Linked DNA regions of Mus musculus: region 1 is linked to region 2. The links are chromatin loops, found by intact Hi-C in ENCODE. Cell type or tissue: heart. All regions are shown on one strand. Links, peaks and the distances in the headings refer to the core of each region. The heading gives the core; the rest is flanking DNA. Region 1 has its middle 7.4 kb from the start of Tmigd1. Region 2 holds the start of Cpd (carboxypeptidase D).

What was found. A loop is a pair of places that touch in the nucleus more often than their neighbours do. Peaks named below come from ENCODE experiments on the same cell type or tissue, not always from the same donor. Only the 100,000 strongest peaks of a DNase experiment are listed, where the experiment ranks them.
Region 1: a loop joins it to region 2, with 3.0 times the contacts of the local background. A loop is called at or near these places in 10 of 42 quality-filtered maps.

What each region holds. Positions count from the first base shown.
Region 1 is chr11:76,890,616-76,898,947 of GRCm38, reverse strand. It overlaps a transcript of Tmigd1 not described here. Among named protein-coding and RNA genes, the nearest start is that of Tmigd1, 7.4 kb to the left of the region's middle. In heart, for the core only: CTCF peaks have their summits at 4,474 (motif pointing right) and 5,236 (motif pointing left); DNase peaks (open chromatin) are centred at 4,537 and 5,197; H3K27ac peaks cover 1,435 bases.
Region 2 is chr11:76,842,125-76,850,456 of GRCm38, reverse strand. Cpd (carboxypeptidase D) reads left to right here and starts at 3,449. Exons shown (of 21, transcript NM_007754.2): 1 at 3,449-4,233. The coding sequence starts at 3,491. In heart, for the core only: a CTCF peak has its summit at 3,517; DNase peaks (open chromatin) are centred at 3,386, 4,226 and 4,696; H3K4me3 peaks cover 3,888 bases; H3K27ac peaks cover 2,638 bases.

The DNA of each region.
Region 1 (8,332 bases), core at 248-8,247, 49 kb before region 2:
ACAAGTAGGAGATTTATGGGGTTGGAGTGGGCAGAAGTGTGGCTTATAGGCACTAAAGCATGAACTTAGCACGTATACACACATCGCACTCACATGAACAAATACATCACACCCCCACTCACACATGCACACTCACATACACACACACTCAGGAACATATCTAGGTACCGTTCCTTCATCAGCTCTGAAGAGACTCTGGAGTCTTAATAAGCCTCTCAGGTGGCTGTGCTATAGCGACTCAGTAGCTTTCGAATCTCGAGAGCTATGGACTATGGAACTAGGTCTGGATCACAGAGACGAAGTAAAATCCCTTATCAAAGGGAAGGATCTAGCACTGCAAGTCAGTCACGCAAGAGGCATGAGCTGAAGAAAGGAAGAGACAGCAGGACATTCAATTCAGCACAAATTAGAGATGCTTGTTAGGTGCCCAGCCCAGGAAGGGACTATGTACCTTGGGCTGAACTGTTTGTATACAACAACAGGGTCACAAACTAGGAGGGCTGCCCAAACAAGTCACTGAGAATACAACTGGAGGTTATAGAATGAAAGAAAAGGGAGGACTCCGGCTGTCACACCCTAGTGATCTCAGAGCAGCTTTTGGACCACTGCAGGCCCCCACAGGGTCAATTCTTCCTCCCAGAATCCACCAGTGCCCTCTAAACTGCTTTAGGTGATTCACAGATGTGATGTACACCTAAGATTCCAGCTATTCGAGACTGAGGCAGGTGAATTGGAAGTTTGAGGCCAGTCTGGGTGGCACAGTGAGTTCAAGGCCAGCCTTGAATGCTTAGGCAAGTTAGCAAAGCCCTGTCTGAAAATGAAAGTAAGATGCAAGTCAATAGGAGAGTGTTTGCCTCCCTGGAGGCCCTGGCTTAATCCCCTGTTTAAAAAAAGTCACGTGGCCTCCAGAATTTCTAGCTTAAGCAACTTCCCATTCCCTGTTATTAGATTGCTCATCACCAAAAACTTTAGCCCTGGAATCAAGACTTGAATTGCCACAGAGCTGTAGCTCAGTGCTATTAGAGAATATGCTTGATTCATGCCCTAGGACCAATAACAAACAACAACGAAAGCATGAAACAGAGACGTGAGGCTAGAGGGATGTTCAGCTTTTAAGAGCATTCGTTACTCTTTCAGAAGATGGGCATTCAGTACACAGCGCCCACATGGTGGCTTATAATTGTCTGTAATTTCAGTTCTAATGAATCCATTGCCCTCTTTTGGCCTCTGTGAGCACCAGGCATGTACATGGTACACATACATACATGAAGGCAAAACACTCATACACATAAAATAAAAGTAAATAAATCTTTAAGCCCCACCCCCAAATCCCTGTCTCAGGTTTCCAGAATTAGCAAGTGAAAATATAGAACACCCCCACACACTGGATATAAACTTTAGGTAAATAATACTTTGTAAACGCAGATATGTCCAGTACTATGATTAATGTGGTAGGTCATGAGAAAGTAACACTTGGCTATAAATACACCAACACTTAAAAAAAAAACAAAAAACAAAACATTGTTTCTCCAAAATGCAAATGTAGCTAGGCTCTTAATGTGACTTCCTGAACTACTATAAAATAGCCCAGAGCATTGGGAAAGCTGCCAAATCTGTATGCTGTGAGTGTGTGTGTGTGTATGTGTGTGTGTGAGAGAGAGAGAGAGAGAGAGACAGAAAGACAGACAGACAGACAGACAGACAGAGAGTCTCTCCCTCTCTGTGTGTATGTGTGTTCAGGTCGGTCTGGTACTGCTATGTATTCAGATACTTAACACTGGCCCCCAAGATCTGGTTGCAGTCCAGACAAACACATTCTCACATACACAAAGATGATGTTGTGTAAACTTTGCTCATTTTTATTCTCTGACTGGTTAAATAAAAGTGTGAGGTAGAAACTTAAGGGTTCTTTGGAGAGTCAGTTGTGTTGGATAGTGCTTTGCTGGGGTAAACGCGTGAAGGAGTGTTTTCCTGAAGTGGACACAGGTGAAAGGCTAAGGCAGGGACTCGTGAAGAAACATTTTGTTGAAGCAGTCACAAGTGAAAGGATGTTCTGCTAAAGCAAGCACGCGAAAAGATTCTTCGCTAACGACAGATATGTATTGGTCCTGTATTTGAGCTCCATTTGTCAGGACTTCATAGAGAGAAATGCACCAAAAAACTTTGGGTGGTGTGCCTTGTCGCTTCCAAGGACTCTGGCTGATTGGCGGTGTGATGTCAGCTGAAGCAAGACTCTGAGCTGAGGCTGAGCTTGGCTTGCTTAATAGAGCTAGCTGTACAACACTTGATGATCTTCACTGATCTTCACTTCGATGAGAGAGGCACAGCTGGGAACTTATCTTGGCATTCCTGCTGGTCCCTCCTATTAACTTGTTTCCAGGCTGAGGCCCGGCCGGCTGTCTCTACTAGGAATGCCACCGCTGCTGATTTGTGTTTACAATCCCAACTCGACTGAACTAGACTGCTGGTATAGCCCATAAAGTGTTTGTGAATGAATCAAGCTGCTGCTATTGACCCATGAACAACACTGCCAATATCCTGACAGCATAGATGGGAGTTGCTTCAAAGAACCATCTCTAAACAAGTCCACTAACACCCCCCATCCTGTCTTTTCCACTATCTCTGGTGGGTGATGGGCTAAAAGAGAGGTTAAAACGTTTAAGAACCATCATTAAAAATAAATTTTAAGGCTGGGCAGTGGTGGCCCAATGCCTTTAATCCCAGCACTTGGGAGGCAGAGGCAGGCAGATTTCTGAGTTCGAAGCCAGCCTGGTCTACAGAGTGAGTTCCAGGACAGCCAGGGCTACACAGAGAAACCCCCATCTCAAAAAACAAATAAACAAACATAAAAAGTTAAAAAGATTTGTTTTAATTAAAAAAAATTACAAAAGCAACTGATAGCTACTTAATGGGGAGAATAGAGGTAGATGGGGCTTCAGTTCCAGGCTGGGGATCTCAGGTAGTGACCAGGAGGGGGAAGGGAAGAGGAAGGGGGAGGGGGAGTAGGAGGGGGAGAGGGAGAGGGAGAGAAGATGGAGAGAGTGGGAGGTCCAGGATGGAGATGGGATGGACCAGGATCACATGGCTGAGAGACGCACACCCTGAGGACAGCTGGAAAACAGCCAGCTTAGCATAGAAAAATCGCTTAGGGGTAATCACCACTCAGTAACTCTGCTAAAGCTGATTAAATAAGTTGATAAGACTCTGCCTGAGTTATTGGGGGGCTCGATGGGTCACACTAAGAACTAATAGTTATTAAATAACTAACAACAACATGTGTGCGTGTGTGTGTGTGTGTGTGTGTGGTGTGGTATGTACATTTTCCTACGGAGATGGCCTCTCAACCTGAGATGAACAGACTTAGACATCATCTTACCCTCCAGTTTACTATACCAAAACCAAAATCAGTTCCTCCCATCCATCCCATCACTTTCTTCCTCTTTCCCTCTATGAATTTTGAATCTGAAGTGTGGCTGAGAACTGGCTTTTACTGGGTACCTGTCTCTTGCTGACCCATTCCTTCCTTGCTTCCACTTAAAAGGTATCCATGGTAGTTGCCATTTCACAGGCAAGGATGGTAGGTTTAATGGGCCTTGAGTTAAAGAGGACAAAACTAAGAAAGGGCGTGGCTCCCTGGTGGATCGATTGCTCCCCTAGCATGCATAAAGTCTAGGTTTTATCTCCAATATAAAAACAAAAAAACAGCAAAACCAGACCAGAAAACAAAAATACTGGTAACCCAGAAACCCAACTATACATGTTCCCAAGATATCTGTGCCCTGACCAAATCTCCTCCCTCCAGTTCATAGCATAGTAGTAACGGTGCCATTCTGATTTTATCTTTTTCCCCTCTGTGTGTATGTGTGTGTCTGTGATATATGCTTGTATGCATACACATGTACGTGCATGTGTTGAGACTATGTGTCAATATCTGGTATCTTTCTCTGTTACACTTCACCTGTTACTTTGTTTCGTTTTTAAGATAAGGTCTCCCTATGTAGCCATGGCTGGCCTAGAACTCACTGTATAGACCAGGCTGACCTCTAACTCATAAAGACCCATCTGTGTCTGACTCCCCAGGACTGGGATGAAATGCGTGTATCACTACACCAAGCTTTGCCCTGTTTTTTGAGTCAGCATTTCTTAATGAATCTAGAGCTCACAATTTTGGCTAGATTAGCTGGTCAACGAGCCCCCAGATATACCTTTCTCCTCACCCCACACATCCCTTGGGTGCACTCTGACACATCTGGTTTTGACCTGGGCACTGGAATCTAGACTTAGGCCCTCACAGTTGTGTATCAAGCCCTTCACCCACCCATGCATCTCCCTGGTCCCTTTATCTTATCGTTGACACAGGATCTCGCTATGTAACTCAGACTAGCTTCAAACTCCAAACCTGCTCCAGTCTCCATACTCTTCCTGCATTTGAAGACAAGGTTAAGAACCAAAGTAGGTGACCTTTGTGAGTGACCACTAGGGGTCACTTCGCACCCACAATGTTCTGGAGCTAGGGTTGAGATCCATCCTCACAGGCCAGTTACTGACAGGACTGGCCTACTCTGATCCAGCGGGGAAGGGATAAGTGGGAAGGAGATGGGGAAGGAAAGATGGGGACTTGAGGGGGAAGAGGCTGGGATACAGAGAGAGCAATGCAGGATGACATGAGTCCCTTAGGACAATGCCTTCTATTATCCGTGTGGATGACTGAAATGGAAAGAGAATTCTAAGACTTCCTCATCCAAAAAGGGAGAGGAAGTGGTGGTGGCACCCCCAAACAAGACGGTCCACCAACTGCCTCACCTGCAAAGTCTACTTTCCTTCTCAGTGGTCCGGCCTCAGAACTGACTGGCGCAAGCTAATGGAGCCTCAGCTTCAGGTACTATCATTTGCACAGACCTCTTTAAAGGCCCTCGCCATTAATCACTAAATGTTTGGAATCTGGTACTCTTTTCCTTAAAGGGGCCTCTCCATTAGAAGCATCAAGCCCCACGGGTCCTGGCTTTAGCCCCCACTGGCTCCAGTACAGAGGTTTGAAAGGGAGAGGAAAAGGAGGCCAGGGGTTCCAAAGGGAAGTACCCGCCCCAAGACTAACAAGGGAGGGGCTTCCTGTGGGGGTCGAGGGTTCATTCAAGGGCCAAAGACCCCAGCAGCTACTTCACTGCCAAGGGCTGATGAATTATGGGGCCATCAGAGGTGAGGGAGTCCTCCTCCTGCTGGCCTGAAGGTTCCTGTGGCTGGCAGCAGTTTGCCTGAATCTTTACAGACAGGCCTGCCCCATCCTGTTAGCTGTTTCCTGAATAAACAATAGTCTTGCCAACCATTGTGTCGATTTTGAAAGAAGGAGGGGGGAAAACCTCCAGAAGGAAAGTTATAGACTCCCTAAGCTGTGAACTTTGCAAAGGGATAAATGATAAACCAGGAAGCGACCTGCTTGTAGTTCCGGTATCTATCAGTCCTTGGTTAACCTCCATTTACCTTTCCCAACACCTGAGGTCACAAAATGCCCCAAATCCCATCCCACGGGATTTGAGATCTGAGTTCAAGAGCTTGGCTGCCTTGCCAATAATTTCCTTTTGCAAAACTAGTCATTTTCGAATTTGGTATACAGTGCAATGGGCAAATGGACCTGGTTCTGTGAGGAGTTTGTGGGGAATAGGGCACTATGGGGAGAGAGGAAGAGATAACATTCCCACATAACAGCTGGAGGCTGCCTCACTTGACTCCAGTGTCTCCCTGAGCCAAGGAGGAAGTGAAAGAAAAAAGAGCGGGTTCAAAAGAGGGTCCAGAGGCCCAGAGTCCACTAAATGGTCTGCCAGCTTTGGAGACTCCACCCCTAACAGGGTGCTCTCTGCTACAGCTTCAATAAACACCTGTCTCACCTTTTCTGTCTTTACTTCCTTTGTCCTTGGGCCTTCAACACTTTGTCCGCCTCTGGAGAGACCTAGGATATCTGGCAAGGCAGCCATGGCTCTTGGTACCATTCCATAACAAGATGGACAGTTCTGTTTGGGAGCCGTGATGGGTTCAGGGATCAAAGTTCAAGCAATATGCACAAGGCTAGGGGCAGATGACATGAGGAACCAAGGGGCTCTCTGGTTTTTAAATGAACCACAGTGGTGGAACCCGACTGGTCCCAGCAGCTGAAAGACACTGCTCAGAACTGCCTGCTTCTCTCCCAACTCCACATCCAGTGATTTTAATCAGGGACTTAAAATTGGCCAAGGTGAAAGTATTTATATAATCGAAACTGGAAACCACCACAAATCCAGGCCCTCCTCTCCAGAACTGTCAGACATTTACCAGATTGTTGTGCCACCTCTAGCACACCTAGCACCCAAACTGCCAGCAGTCTCCGTATTTGTCTATGCATGGGCACACAGAGAGCATCTGCATGTGCTCCCCATTACAGTCAGCAAGCTTCCTTGTTCTGTTACGCAGACATTTTAAGTACTTCCCTCCTTATTACATCCAGATCCCAGATAGTTATCCAATTTCTTTCCTTTATAATCTGTAATTGCCCTTGTATCATTTTTGGAGGGTGCCCTTGACCTAGGGACTACGTGCCCTACGTGCAAAACCTTCTGTGGCAATAATCCAGTCAGGATAGCGAATTACCCTGTCTTTGCACAAGTGAGTTAATATAGAGACCACCACTGACTAACACAGTATCATTCAAATGGAAACTGGGTCATAATTTGCTGTCTAGGCTCCTTTGCAATGGTAGAGACGGCTGCATTGGCCTCAGCCCTGATTGGCACATCATCTACCAAGCTCCACCCCATGTCCTGACTAGTGTTCTTCCAAAGAGCTCAAAGTTCTTGCGGAGTCCCCACATCCTGTCCCTCTAGGGCACTGAGGAGTTTTACCTGAGCATCTTTGTATCAGGAGCAGGCAAAGAGAAGTCACCTGGTCTGCTCAGGCCAGCCCCAATGATGGCTATCTCAGCATGAAGACCATTAGCTTCAAGATAAAACATGGGAAAATAGGCAGGAGGAAATGGCCACCCACATGCCCACTTCCTGCCGAGTACTGCCATAATACATAATTTGAGGTACTAGAGGTATTCAGTGGTACAATATTTGACTAGCATATGCAAATAAGTCATCACACACACACACACACACACACACACACACACACACACACACACACCAGGAGGATAGGGGAACAGTGCTGGCTATAAGGGTACACCTCTGTAATCCCCACTGTAATTGGAGGTTTAGACAAGAGGATCTTATGTTCAAAGCCAGTCTGAGTGACGTAGTGACACCCTGTCTCAGTAAACTAAAAAAACAAAACAAAACAAAACAAAATCCCACCATACAGCTCAAAAATAGTTGATTTAAAATTTTAAAACTTTAAGTCAAGTTGCACAACAAGACTTATAAGAAAAAAACCCTGACATGCTTCTGTCTGCAGCTCCCTTCTTCTAAACCTGTCCGCCAAAGCATCTCTGTGTAAGATTCTTAACTTCACTCTATAGGTCACTATCTTCAAGGTGGATTACTGCAATAATGAGTACAGTCACTTCATTTGGTTTCCGTGGTATACTTATGTCTAGAACAGTGGTTAGCACATGGTTAATATCTGTTGAAACCACACTCTCCCCTCCCATCTGTGCTGAGGTTTGAACCCAGTGCTCTAAGCTTCGCTTCCAGGCCTAATCGCTTTTTGACTTACTCATTGGCCTTCAGCTTCGTGAGACCACATTTCCATCTTAGGTCTCCAACTGCTTCAAGGTTCTGCCAAGGTTTATTAGTTCTCTGCGATGCCGTTTATGCCTTTGTTTCTTCTACCACAACTACAGATGATATCTCTGGAGTCTTAAGATTAAGATTTTTGATTTCTGAGCCAATCCGCCTGACTCAAGAGTCCACGCCCTTCCACTCTACACTGAACATCCCACAGGGATCACTTCTGGGCCAGAGTTCCTCTGCATAATTAGAGGAGACATTTTACAACAATGGCCAGTGGGAATGGAGTGTGGACTAGAGACATTCGTGGGCTGGCACCTCTCAAGAAAGAGCAGATGGAAGGTGATAGACGGGACCCTTGCTAGTTTATTAAATTATGGTCAAGTGTTAGGGTTGGGGCTGCAATTCAGTGGTAGAGCATTTCCTCATGCATGGCGTTCTGGGTTCAGTTTTCAGCACTGCATTAAGCAGAGCTCAGAGGCATCTGGAAAATGTATATGCCCTCAGCCCAAGGCCTGGATACATAGCTTAGCATAGAGCATTGGCCTAGCATGTAGAAGGCTTTGTTTGTTTGTTTGTTTGTTTGTTTGTTTGTTTTAAAGAGTTAAGAAGATAGTAAAGGTACCTGCCACCAC
Region 2 (8,332 bases), core at 322-8,321:
TGACATTTTGCTTCAATGTCTTCATTTTTGAAATGGAAACAGTAGTACCTACCTCTTCAGACTGTGAGTCCACCCGTGTTGTTGCAACAGTGTATGCTATAGCCTTGCCCTGATGGAATGAATGCCTTCATAATGTGTTATATCTATGTTTTCTGGTCTCTCAGTAGCTTCTGCTTCTGAGAGAAAACAAATCTTCCCCATTCATCTTCCAATTCTCTTAAACTCATAAGGCAGAAATTTCAATAGCCTTTGTGCTCCATAAATGCTTGCCATATTAAGTTTATAAGTGTGTAGGTGTTATGCCAGACAACGAGACGTTTACAAGTGTATAATCATTCTGTTTTAATTATGCACAAATCTTTTTGAAGAAAGTAGTTATGGAATAGGCTGGCTATCCACAAGCTTCTACCCTGTTTTTTAAAAATCCAGATTTTTACCACTCAGCTACTGTGAAAAAAGAAGCCACTCCAAGTTTGTTATTTGTGAGCCAAGGCTTTGCTTTTGTGGGAGGCAGAGTAGGAAAAGGACACCTGCCACAAGCTCCCAGGCTTCTGGAACAGAGGGCAGCATTCAGCTGTGGGTAACTACAAAGCCAGCCCTCCTCCCCTCTATGCCCCTTCACTGAGCCGTGACCTGGTCTGCAGCTTTGGGTTTCATGACAGAGCCAAGTTGTACTTGGAAGGAAGAAGGCTCCAGTCCTTTCAGAGCCCAGGTCTGCACTGTGGGAGGCCTAAGGATGCCAGGGAGGGCACTGACTCAAGTTACATACCATTATTCCACTGATGCTTGTTTATTTGTGTTTCAGCCACCCTTCCTAGGTGAAGCAGCCCTGCCAAGGCCGTCCAAAGAATGATAGAAAATGATAGAGAAGGAAATATTTGATTAGAGGTTAATATGTCCCCTGGGCTCTTTCCATTTGGGTGATTGCAAAACTGCACAGTGTAATGATGAAGTACTCCCAGAGGAGAAGAGGGTCTCTCTGCATGGAGCTGGGGCTTTATTTCAGATGAGTTACAGCCCTTGTGCAGCATACAGCCTCGACTAATGGGACAAAAAGAAGAAGTATTCTCAAAACTAGAGTGGTTGTGTGTTCTGTAGCAATTTCCTCCAAGATCAAAACCTTCTATCTCGGAGGGTCACATGTTAAGGTACAGAATGCTAAAGGAGGAGGGGAAGCTTTCCATCTTGCTGGAAAGCTTCATTAGCCCCAGAAGTAAACACTTCAGCCTCTTCAGGAAGTCCCTGAAACTGACCAGATTCACTAGACTCCTCCCTCTCTAAGCATATAAGCAGTAAAGACTACTAAGACACACTCTCAGATCTGCTGAGGTACCTAGAAGAGGCTCTGGGAGGATGCAGAGACCACCTGTCTAGAGGATGCTGAAGCCAACTGAATTGACTGCTAGATGCACTATCAACCTGTTGTACTGCCTGCAAGTTATGTAGTGCCCTCCAGTTTTCCAGTTTATGAGCCATCGCCCATGTGGAGTGGGCTTTTGGCGATGCAGCTATTGTCTTTGAGTGATTTCTGCTCCTGTAAGCAACCCCTGACTCATATTCCTGTAAGTAACATCAATAAAATTCATTGATTCACCAAGTTGAATTTTAGTAGTATCCTTGCTTTGGTCTGTCATTGGTTCCATATCTGTGGTGAGCAGACATTTGTTCATGTCTCTGCAGGAATAGTTTCACACAGCACTGCTTGTTACCATGGCAATGTTCAATTTGGAGCCAGCCTGCCATCCTCTCTCTGGGTCCGCAGGAACTGTCCCATTTCACCCCTAAAGTCATTTCCAGCCATTTCTTTCCATTTCCACCAGCTCCATCCTTGTTCAAGGACTCAGTACCTTCTTGGATTATGTGCTTCTTGTGGGTCTCTTGGCCTCATGTTTAAGATTGCCTATTCTGTTCTTCAAGTTACTGCCAGGGGGAGATTTTTCTAAATTAGCTTCAAACCCATCCTTGGCTCTTTATTGATACCTCTGTGATCCCCTTCACCAGTAACCTGAACCTACAAACAATTCTAGAACACCTAGGCTCTGCTCGTAAACTTTCCAACCTCCCGTGCATGCTCCTCCTTCTATCCAGAATTCTTCACTCCCATCTTGGCTTCTTCCCTAGCTTCTTGGTTGCCTTCTCCTCAGACTGAATGAGGTTTTCCTCAGGAATGTCCCCACAGATGTATTGCATTGTTCATCCCTGCATTGGATCTCTAACTATGCAAGCAATGCCTTGCTTCCCAGCTTCTAGCTTTGACAGACACCAATTACTCAATAAATACTCAGTAATCAGTGAATTCCACGGGCTCTATGAAGATTCAATTAGAGTTCAGAAACTCGAACCATCCAGCACCGAAAGAAGGGAATGATAATGGTTATCACAATTATGTCATTAGATGGGTTAGAATTTCACGCTTGATAAAAGGATTGCCAAACTTCAAATTTCTTCAAGCTAACGTGATTAAACTTTACTTGGAAGGTTAGGTTTTTCTGGACTTACCCAAATACCTTGGGGGAAGTACACTTGCCAAGCAGGTATTTCTAGACATGGCAAATCTATCTCTTAAAGACAGCATTCCAAAACTATAGCTATGGCTGTATAGAGGTGATCTAGATGCTCCTACTCAAAAGAAGTGTGAGAGGAGGGTAAGGTCACTAAAAAACGATATCTCCTCAGTGAGAGCAGAGACCAGCACACAAAGAAGATAGTTACAATCCAACACTTTTGAATGGCCAATTAAGACCACATTAAGACAGAGGGCGCCTACTATGGAAGTTTCCACTTAATAAAGGAGATACCTAGTCACGCGACAAATCAAAAATAGAATTGATTGCTTTATGAGGTGTCTCATTCTCTTCAACTGCATGTAGGCAGATGGGCTCAAGCCCAGGCAGAACCGATCAAGGGGGATGGGGGGGGGGCGGGGAGGAAGGTGCAAAGGAGATGGGACTAAGGAGGTCTTTGATTCTCCAAGGAGATTAAGATTCTTTCTAACTTCCTGATTTTCTCAAGAGTCCTTTAATCTTTGGAACCTTTCGATTCTTTTGATTACTGACTCTAAAGCATTAAAGCGTAGCTAAGAAATGCTGCAACGAAGAAGGGGGCTAGTAAAAGCTCTCAGAGAATTTCAGAGGAGAAGCCATAAAGAAGAGACTGAGCAAAAAACAAAACAAAACAAAACAAAACAAAACAAAACGAGAGAAGTAGAAGAGGAAATAGGGAGGCGGGAAGACAGAGGGTAGAACCTTAGTGGAGGAAAGGAAAGCGACTAAAGTCCCTAAGGACTGGAGTGGAGACACGCCCAGAGGGAAAATCGTCCGCTTTAAGGAAAGCCCCGCCCCCTAGAGTGACACCCAAGCATTCAAGGCTACGATTGGCTAAGGCTGGAAGGCGGGATGGGGTTGCTAGGCGCGGAGGGGATCCGGCGGGCTGCCGCCTCCCGGAGTGTGGAGCCGCTGGAGCGGAGCGGTATTAGCGGCGTTGCTGGAAGATGGCGAGCGGCCGGGATGAGCGGCCGCCCTGGCGGCTGGGACGCCTGCGTCTGCTGCCGCCGCCACCGCTGCTGCTGCTGCTGCTGCTACTGAGGAGCTCGGCCCAGGCGGCGCACATCAAGAAGGCTGAGGCGACCACGACAACCGTTGGCGGCTCCGAGGCGGCCGAGGGCCAGTTTGACCACTACTACCACGAAGCGGCGCTGGGCGAGGCGCTGGAAGCGGCGGCGGCCGCGGGGCCACCCGGCCTGGCGCGTCTCTTCAGCATCGGCAGCTCGGTGGAGGGCCGGCCGCTGTGGGTGCTGCGCCTCACAGCGGGCCTGGGGCCGCCGCCCACCGCCGCCGCGGGGCTGGACGCCGCGGGGCCGCTGCTGCCCGGCCGGCCGCAGGTGAAGCTGGTGGGTAACATGCACGGCGACGAGACGGTGTCACGCCAGGTGTTGGTCTACCTGGCCCGCGAGCTGGCGTCGGGCTACCGCCGCGGGGACCCGCGCCTGGTCCGCCTGCTCAACACCACCGACGTGTATTTGCTGCCCAGCCTGAACCCGGATGGCTTCGAACGTGCCCGCGAGGGTGACTGCGGCCTCGGCGACAGCGGCCCGCCTGGGACCAGCGGCCGTGACAACAGCCGAGGCCGCGACCTCAACCGCAGCTTCCCTGACCAGTTCAGCACCGGCGAGCCACCTTCCCTGGATGAGGTGCCGGAGGTGCGCGCCCTCATCGACTGGATCCGCAGGAACAAGTAAGCGTTGCCTGACTGCTTTCGGTCCCACGTGAGCCTTCGAGGCCAGGAGGCTTATTTTGACAGCCAGCAGGCGCCCAAACAGTGCTTGCCAGCCTAAGGGGTCGGGGGCAGTCGGTGTGGAGAGTGACACCCAGTAACTGGAACGGAGGCCAGGTTGCAGTACCTCTTCCTCTTGCTAACTGTAAAGAAGCCTGCTTGTGGCTGTCATTTGTGCAGGGCAAGCCGGGGGGCTTTTTCCCCCCTCCCATTCTATCCCTATTTTTGAAAGACCATCGTATATGAGCAACGGGTACGGATTTTAAGGATTCCTAAGTTAGCACCTTCATTATGTATGTAGCTAAGCTTGTCACTAGAAGCACTGTGGCAAGCACTTTCTGCGACTGCATTATGTCACTCGATGTTGACCACAACCGGGCGACCTAGACACCACTCATATCCTCTAGACACCACTGGTACTCTTGTTTTGCATACGGGGAAATTGAAGGGCAGACTGGTTGACTAACATCGGGGAATCTAAGCCTGGTTACTCAGTGCTCCACTGCCAGGGAGACAGAATGTAGTTCAGAAATAGCAAACGACACCCCCAGTCACTTCCTCTGCTACTGGATAGAAACCCATTCTCCTGCCTTTACTTCTGATTTTGCTTAGGGGAGTATGGAATAAGGGGAAACCCCCACAGATCAGAACTGCTTCATTTCTGATGCCAGCTGTACTCTTTCTTACTGCGGTAGTACAGCCAGACATTGACATCGGTAACATTTAAGCACCCTGTGGGGTTTTATATTTTTGGTTGTGAGCCTAGCCTTTAACGGGCTGAGCCAGCTCTCCAGCCCGCGTGGGGTTTTAAAAGGTAAAAAGTAGAAGTATGAGGACCTTCAAAACCTAGTATGTAACAAGAGCTGTTATAACTACATATGAGAGGTTTACTCAGTTAAAACTTGACAGAAACTGTGCCCCATGACAAAATGTGCATGAGCTGCAAACATATCTCTTGGAGAGGGGCTATGATCTAACTCTTCAGAGATGAATAGTAAGAGGAAGGAGGAATGGAGGAAGATGGTACTTACTCCAGATAGAGTCTTCTTGTCTGAAGTAAACCTGTACCTCTTTCCTTTCTAGAGCACCAGCTGTGCCAGCATATTCCCTATGTGTATCTTCGTAAGGCTTTTGAGGGCGGTAGTTGGGATCTTTGTATCATGAGTTGAAGGTTTTTTTGACTGGCAGATGAGCTGAAGGTAAAGATGAAGAAAGACGTTTCTCTGTGAGACTTGGAATCATTTCTTATGTAGCCCAGACTGGCTACAGACAGGCTATGTAGCCAGGTATGACCTGAGCTCCTGATCTTCCTACTTTTGCCGTAGCTGAGATTACAGGCATGTGCCACCAGCCTTGCTTTATGCCGTGCCTGGGGTTGAACCCAGGGCATCATGCATGCTAACAAGTACTGTACCAACTGAGCTACATACAGCCCTCCTGAAGTGATGTCTTTTGTAAGATGTCAGTCATATATTATGAAATCTAGAAAATTGTGGACATTATGATCGTTCCAGATGGTTTTAGTCATCTGCCTTTGACTTTACTAGTGTGTAGAAGGTCCCCTGTAGATGCTTATCCTGTTTAGATGTTGTAGGACAGTTTCCTCTCCCTGACCATGTTAGACTTCTGAACATCTGCACAAGTTTGATTTTGATATGGCCCTTAAACTGTCAGGTGCTACGACAAGCAGGCCTTTTTATTTTACTTTTCGTTGTTGTTTTGAAACAGGGTCTCACTATATAGACTTGGCTGGCCTGAAATTCACCAGGTAGACCGGGTGGCTGGCCTCAAATTCACAGAGATACTTGTGCCTCTGCTGGAATTAAAGGTGCTTGCCATTGCCAGCTAGGGCTTTTTTTTTTTTTGAGAAACTGTATCACCTGCACTGTTTGCATTGCTTGGGTGTTTAAAAATGTCCCATAACACCTCTTGCAGGGACTTTATCTTTGGTTGTTCTGTTGTGGCCAAATGTGAAGAATTTTCCTGGGGTGATACTGATAGTCTCAAGGCAAAAATTCACTCTCTGCTTAACTCTTCCAAATATTAAAAAGGGATATTAAAAAGAAAAACACAGACATTAGTCTATGTGAGAAAACTATACTTTTAAATGTGTTTTGTGAAGTAAGTTGTTTCAGCGACGTCCTGATATTCCTTTCATCCAACTCCTTCCTTCTCTCTCTCTCTCTCTCTCTTTCTTGCTCTCTCTGTCTCTCTCTCTCTCTTTCTTCCTCTCTCTCTCTCTCTCTCTGTCTGTCTCTCTCTCTTCTTGACAGGGTTTCTCTGTGTGGCCTTGGCTGGCAAGCCTTATGCTCAGAGAAACCTACCTCTCAAGAGCTGGAATTAAAGGTGTCCACCACCTCCTCCCAGTGCATATGAAGTTTTTCCATGCTGACATTTATAGTTCAGTAGTGGAGTGCCTTCCTCATCTACGTGGGGCCCTGAACTGAAAGGTGAGGGATGAGGGAGAAAAGAGAGAAAAACTCTTAAGACATTTCTTTGGTTTATGAGGGTTGAGCCTCGGGGCCTGGAAAGCATTCTACCATTGACCTACATCCCAACCTTTGCTATACTTAATAAAGAATGTTATCATCATGTTGGGTGTGGATACAGATTTTTTTCTTTTTTCTTTTTTGTTTTTGTTTTTTGTTTTTTGTTTTTTTTTGGAGTCAGGGTTTCTCTGTATTGTCCTGGCTGTCCTGGAACTCATTCTGTAGCCCAGAGTGGCCTCGAACTCAGAAATTCACCTGCCTCTGCCTCCCGAGTGCTGGGATTAAAGGCGTGTGCCACCACGCCCGGCTAATTCAGATTATTTTTGAGGGATATTGTATATGATGTATAGTATTTTCGAGTCTTTATTGTTATCCAAATATCAAATTCTCCATTTTTAAAGAGGTTGTTTATAGGGCTATAGGAAGAATATAATAAAGTTAATTTCAAAGTTAATTTTTAAAATCTATAAAGATTATTATTTTTAATATGGTATATTTAGCGACTTCTTTAAATCTTATGATACTGAAGTCAAACACTTGAGGATTTGAGTGGAAATCTTAAAACATCTTTCAAATAAGATTGCAAATGATCGCTCTTTGACAAAGATACTAAAGAGTAGCCTTACAGCTACTGTGACAGGTATTGCTTTGTTTTGACATTGTCCCCAGAAGAGTGACATTGTATCTTAAAACTATGTAATTAGAATACAGAGAATCACATTTAATTACTCTCATAGATTACTAACCTTACTTGGTTGTAAGAGTGGTTGAAACATCAGGTCCTCTTTATGATGTTTCTGAGAAGTATTGCAACAGTGTTGAACAAAAGGATCTCTCATTTAGTAGAGCCTTAACCTAAAATATGTGAAGTAGCACACCCTACTTACACAGAATATTCAGGGCTTTTCTGTTGTTGCTCGTATGTACTTTAATGCCTGCAGTAGTATCCAGCTCATAGTTAATACTTTAAAAATGCTTGCTGCTAAGTGAAGTGCCTGAACTGGGAGAGCCTTTTTATAGTTTTCCCAAAGTAAATGGAGGAAAAAAAATCTTGAGTTATTTTAGAAATACAACCAGAACGTAAATGGTTAATACAGTAGCTAGGTGGAATCCGAAAGCTCGCTGTGACAGCCTTTGTTGTTCCCAGGTTGTTCTGTCACTCAAGGAGGGGCAGAGGCAGTCAGAAGCGGACTGAAACTGACCAGGATGCTAGAGAGCTCCAAAGAAATGAGGAGCTAGTGTGGAGTTCTGATCATGTGTTGGTTTTAATAGATGTAATAATTCTGAGAGGCGGGTTGAATATTCACATTTTATAGATGAGATAGAAATGGGGATTTAGAGGCAATAACTTCTGATCACATTACTGTTGAAGAACAGCTCTGGGAGACATTTACAACAAAGGTCGTTCTCTGGTGTCTGGACAGGCACTAATGAAAACTGTATTCATTTTAAACTCATCTCCTTTATCATCACTGGCTAAGTTTTTCCTTCTGTTATAAACAACATTCATTGTCTACCTCAGAGATGCCTAAAGTACTGATCATGCCTAAAGTAGCCTTTCAGATTACACA